Regions from separate parts of the Mus musculus genome. Here region 1 is linked to region 2. A link is a loop called in an ENCODE intact Hi-C map of the cell type or tissue named here. Cell type or tissue: gastrocnemius. All regions are shown on one strand. Links, peaks and the distances in the headings refer to the core of each region. The heading gives the core; the rest is flanking DNA.

Region 1 (2,913 bases), core at 146-2,645, 57 kb before region 2:
TAAGAGTAGGATTTGGTCTGTTACATATAGCAAAGGAGATTTCTGTCTGTCTGCTTGTTGTAATAGAAATCCACAAATGTAATTTAAAAAAACCTTATCTCCAAGAGAGAGGGAGCATGCAAATTATTTTAAGTAAGAATTGCTAGCATTGATTAAATATAATATTAGGTAGTTTAGGGGCTGGTGAGATGGCTCAGCAGTTAAGAGCACCGACTGCTCTTCCAAAGGGTCTGAGTTCAAATCCCAGCAACCACATGGTGGCTCACAACCATCCGTAATGAGATCTGATGCCTTCTTCTGGAGTGTCTGAAGACAGCTACAGTGTACTTACAAATAATAAATGAATAAATAAAAATTAAATAAAAGAGAAAGATTGTTATCAAAAAAAATATTAGGTAGTTTAATACATTCTTCATTGGGTTAAACTCATTTAATCCAGTGCTGTGAGATAACTGTTGTTCTCATTTACCAAGTTATGAAAAAAGTTACTAAAGTGACTTGACAAGTCAGAATTCTGACTTCGTGACTCGGGGAACTGTTCTCTTACTGCCTACTCAGTGTGACCTCCTCTGTGACCGCGGAGTTTGGATTTCAAGGCCGATATTATGCTGTTGCTGCATTAAGCACAAGTTTGCCCAAAGCTCAGACAGTTACTATTCCCATTACTGTGTAGGCGGTGCCCGCTGGGCCAGTTGGTAAAGGAGTGCAGGGTGGATGGTGTCTCACTCAGGATTCTCTAGAGCGAGTGAGAACCAGGAGGGTAAAAATGGAAAGACTGCGAGGGAAAAACAATAGAGGAACTGCCTTACTTGATTTTGGAGGCCGAGAAGTTCCACAGTGCCATCTGCAAGCTGGGGAAGCAGGAAAGCATGGCTGAGCACAAGTCTGAAGGCTCAGAGAAACCAGTGATGATGGCTGAGAGCCCTGGGGTGCTGAGGTGAATACTAAAACCCAGAGGCTACGTTCCAGGATGTTTTCTGTTGTGTCCTCCCCACTTGCCAGCTCCCTTACATGTTGAGGACTGCTCTTCTGTCCCTAGTTCATGAACTCACACGCCAGTCTTCCCAGACTTCTCAGTCTTCTCCTCAGAGACACGACTACTTGTTCTTACTGGGGAGTAGGGAGTTGGGTTTTGTTATTGTTAATTGGGATTTTGTTTTGTCTTGTGACGGGGGTCTTATACTGTAGCCCAGGCTATCCTGGAATTTACTATAGACCAGGGTGTTCTGGTCTTACAGCAATCCTCCTGGGTTTACAAAGTCACTTTGCCCTGCTAATTAAGTTAATGTTCTTTCAAATTATTTTATAATGAAGGATTAGCTAAGGTTGGATAAATAACTTCCTAATTTACATTTGTTGATATTATAGTGTCTTGATGACTTTCTTTTCCAAACTAAAGTCCAGAGGTTTTATGGCTTTGGGGATATGAAAGTTAACCTAAGAATAAGAAATACATACAGACTTTGAAAACTTCAGATTTCCAGTCTACAAAATAATGTCTTAATCTGGCATCAGAATCTGTGTGGATTTATTTATTTACAATGTTTGTTTACATGTATTCCTGTACACCAGAAGAGGGCACCAGATCTCATAGATGATTGTGAGCTACCATGTGATTGTGGGTCCTGGAAGAGCAGCTGGTGTGCTTAACCACTGAGCCATCTCTCCAGCCCCTATGTGGAGCTTTTTAAACCACCCATTCATGTCCCTCTTCCCCAGTCTAATGTGATCAGTTACAAAATAGAATGTTCCAGATGTAACTCAGATGTGCTTCTATGTTGAGATTCCCTAATGTGAGACAACCATTATGTCCAAAACTTGGGCCATCTAAAAATTCCAAACCACACGGTGTGATCACGTATTTCATAAAGGCTGTCTTCTTAGTTCTGCAAGTGGCAGTCAGCACAGACATCTGCCTATCAGTTTGTGCTTCCCATGTTAGCATTGTGGTCATAATTATTGTGCAACATCTCTGAAACTGTGCTTGGTTATACTTACAACCACTCTACCTCAGGCCCCTGTTTCTAAGATTTTTAGAATATTTTTTCTGGATATTTCCTGACTCAGTGTTTATGTTGGTTCCTGTCATCAGAGGTAGCTGCTGCTGCAGGTTTACACATGTCTTAGTCAGGGATCTATTGCTGTGGAGAGACACCATGACTGAGGCGACTCTTACTGGGGACTTACTTACAGTTTCAGAGGCTTACTCCATTATCATCATGGCAGGGAGCATGTAGGGCACATGCTGGAGCATTACCTGAGAGCTAAATCCTGATCTATAGGCAGAGAGGGAGAAAGCGAGAGACTGGGCCTTGGCTTGGGTTTTTGAAACCTCAAAGCCCACCCCCAGTGACACACCTCCTCCAACAAGGCCACACCTCCAAATCCTTCTCAAATAGTGCCAGTCCCAGGCAAGGGAGCATTCTTACTCAAATTGCCATACATGGGAAATATAAAGAATCTTTTATAGTAAACTGGAGGACAATAAAAGAATAGCCATGGAAAGTAAAAATATTAGTACCTCCTTTGAAGATTATAGAAAGTTGGAGTGAGTGTCTGGTGTGACTTCTGGATTTACTGTAAATAACATTAGCGGAAGAGGCAGACTGACTTGCTAAAGACCACAAAGTGAGTTTACAGGCAAATGATGAGATTCAGTTACATGCTAAAGAAATACTTGGACTTTTTCTTTTATAATTTGAAAGTAGAGTTAGTATGGTTATAATAAATGTTTTGTTCATTTTCTATCTATGCAAACTTATTTTTTATCATGTTCTTTATTACTTTCCTTTAAAATAAAAGAATGCAAATTAATCATAATTTTAAAGAAAATCATTAGTATCTTAGAATACTAACTATAAAGGGCCAGCACGTAAGCTGGAACACAGAAGCTGCTGTAGGACCCACTTCCTG
Region 2 (2,913 bases), core at 208-2,707:
CTTTGTCCACCCCATGTGCCAATGTCCACTCACCAGTAGTACAGACCACTGGGCACCACCAGGAGCAGGGCAGGTCCTGGCATGTGGCTCTCAGCCTTGCAGGTGGTGAAACAGCCACTGAAGTACATGAAGAGGATGAGGAAGAAGGGGATGTACCTGTGACAGAGAGGCAACAGCTTCACACGCCTGGCCAGGGGCTGTCCCCACCACCTTCCCACTGGTCCTAGTGTGTCACCGTGTTGGCATGTCATGCACACTGCTCTACTTCCAGCCTTTTCTGCCCTAAGAGTCAAGGTGGGAGGAACAGAAACTAAAAGGTAACTCTCATGCAAAGGCTCCTGTGTTAAAACTGAGGGGAAGGAGTGGGCGCCATGGTAACCACCTCCTGCCTGCCTTCCCTCTCTGGGCTTGGTGCCCGCCCTGTCCTTCATTCCACATGGAGATGAGGGGATGAGAGGCTCTGTCCCATCCATGTCCCTCAAATACCAGCAAGTCCAGTGCCACACTAGCCTGGCTACTGGGCTACCCAGCAGGGCTGAGGTCTGAGAGAACACAGTGCTGGGGGAGCCAAGGAGAGCTGTGAAGGCCCTCACTCACCCTCAGCCCACAGTCTCTATCCCATCCGAGAGTATGGCTTCTCCCCCTCCACACGGAGGGCTCCCTTTCTATTCCAACACACACACACACACACACACACACACACACACGTGCGCAAGCACACAGGCACACACAGGCACACTTGCTCATCACTCCTGCTCACATGCAACCGTTTTCTGTCCAGTGACACCCCGACCCTCAATCCCCAGTCCACCCCCCCAACCTCTCCTGAGTTCTCAGCTTGTTCCTCCTCTCCCTACTTCCAAAGGGAGGAGTCATCTATCTGTCAAGGTCAGGAAGAGCTGGCAAGAGAGGCCTTTCTGAACCAAGAGGATGAAGACCTATAACCTCAGACAGACCCAGAGACACCAGTGCTGGGCATGTGTGGAGGGAAGCGCCTCGCAGTGCTAGCCCATCACCTCCTAGCTAACAACTGCTCTCACCTCTTTCCTCTGGCTTTAGTTCATCTTGTGTAGGATGAAGGAAGAGGAAACCCTTTACTTGAGCCCTGTGTCTCTGACTCTGACCTCTCATGCCTGAGATTTTCCTGAGAGCAGCAGTAGTGGCGATGGTAGAGAGATTCCCCTGGGAGAATGTTCTAAGATGGGGAATACAATCTGTGGCACCCAGACCTGGCCCTGCTGGATCTTCTCAGCTTTCTACGCCCACAACTGTCTCCTGCACCAGACCCACAACTCTCTGTGTGTTTGTTTATCAGGACTAGGCTCCACCCTCCCCAACCCCAGGCTCATGAGGACGAGCATCTGCTTGCTGCCCTCTAGTGGCCGCTGTGGGAACTTCATGTAGGAAGGAGGCTCTAGGAGGCCCCCTTAAGGCCAAAGGAAAGTAGCTGGGTCTTCCTAGCATGCTGACCAGGGGTCCCACTCATAAAACCTTCACTGAGCAGAGAATACCATCCCAGATGTTCCACTCAATAGCTGGAGACCTGGGATCCAGGGAGCCTTGTCCAGTATCTCTTGGTGCCTGGACCCTGGATGGAACCTAGAGCAGTCAGCCGGTCACTCACCACATGCAGTGGCCCAGGTACTCGTCATAGTAGTACAACAGCTCAAAGGAGTCGATCTGAGAAGGCACAGGGGTGGCAGAGTGAGGGGGGCTGGGACCCACCCCTGCCCCCCTCTCTACCCTCCACCCACACACACCATTCTCATTCCCTCCCTAGGGTACCAGATGGGCCATGAGGAGCCAGTCACTGGGTCTTGCTATATAAACCAGGCCGGTCTTGAACTTGTAGCAATCCCCTTAGTCTCCTGAGTGCTGGGGTTATAGACGTGCACCCCACAGCCAGTCAGACACCGTGTCCCTTTGCAATTAGGAGCATACTAGTTTGGGTGACAGTAGACAACAGTGCCTTCCCTCACTTAGGTGCATGCTTGTAATTTGGAGGTAGACAGGAGAATCAGGAGTTCAAGGTCACCCTTGCCGACTTATACAATCTATGGTCAGCCTGGGCTACAGGAGTCATGAGGACTGGCAGGGGAGGCAGCCTCACCAGAGTCTCCGGCTTGAGGTTCTTGATAATGGGGTTCTCTCTGACGGACAGGTGGTGCTGGTACCCACTGAAGAGCAGGCGATGGTTGACTGAGTCTCCCACCAGGTGGATGCTGGCTCCCATGATGAAAGTGATGATGCTGACATAGACTATAGACCGCGGCAGCGTTCGGGGGGACCGCTCAATAAGCTGAGGTGAAGAATGAGGGCCATGGCATGCCCCTGCCTCAATTACGATGTGTGATAACCCTTCCCTCAGAAAAAAAAACGGGATAGAAAGTCCCTCTGGAAGTTGTGAGTTCCTTAGCAGGGCAGCCTAGCTACTGATCATGGTGGAGTGTAAACCCAGCAGGGTCTGACGAACTCACACTTCCTCTCCAGGAACATGAGGTGGAAGAGTTAGAGGCGGGATCAGAGCTTCAAGGTAGGCGTCCTGACCAGGCCTGGCCCTTCCACTACCTCAGTGTGTCCTATGTGTGCCTTAGGTGGGCTAGCATGATGCACAGATCTGAGTTTTGAGTGGCAGGCCCTAGCAAACAGAAAATGTCAGGGTGTATGAAATGAGCGTGGAAGTTCTAAAAACCACAGAAACTGAATCTTGAGGCCACTGTAATCTCCTACTGTTAGAGATTTGAAATGTCTTTCATTTTAAATTTTTTGTAAAAATTTACTTATTTTATGTATATGAGTACACCATAGCTGTCTTCAGACACACTAGAAGAGGGCATCAGATCCCATTACAGATGGTTATGAGCCACCATGTGGTTGCTGGGAATTGAACTCAGGATCTCTGGAAGAGCAGTC

Evidence for each region. Peaks named below come from ENCODE experiments on the same cell type or tissue, not always from the same donor. Only the 100,000 strongest peaks of a DNase experiment are listed, where the experiment ranks them.
Region 1: a loop joins it to region 2, with 2.2 times the contacts of the local background. A loop is called at or near these places in 3 of 42 quality-filtered maps.

The regions. Positions count from the first base shown.
Region 1 is chr9:62,903,075-62,905,987 of GRCm38, reverse strand. All of the region lies in intron 7 of Pias1 (protein inhibitor of activated STAT 1), which reads left to right. Among named protein-coding and RNA genes, the nearest start is that of Calml4, 46 kb to the right of the region's middle. In gastrocnemius, for the core only: a CTCF peak has its summit at 1,579 (motif pointing right); no DNase peak of the experiment used is centred there.
Region 2 is chr9:62,846,352-62,849,264 of GRCm38, reverse strand. It overlaps Cln6 (ceroid-lipofuscinosis, neuronal 6), which reads right to left. Exons shown (of 7, transcript NM_001033175.3): 4 at 2,111-2,299; 5 at 1,625-1,680; 6 at 34-156. It also overlaps the pseudogene Gm10653. Among named protein-coding and RNA genes, the nearest start is that of Cln6, 9.0 kb to the right of the region's middle. In gastrocnemius, for the core only: a CTCF peak has its summit at 1,414 (motif pointing left); DNase peaks (open chromatin) are centred at 425 and 1,378; H3K4me3 peaks cover 467 bases; H3K27ac peaks cover 549 bases.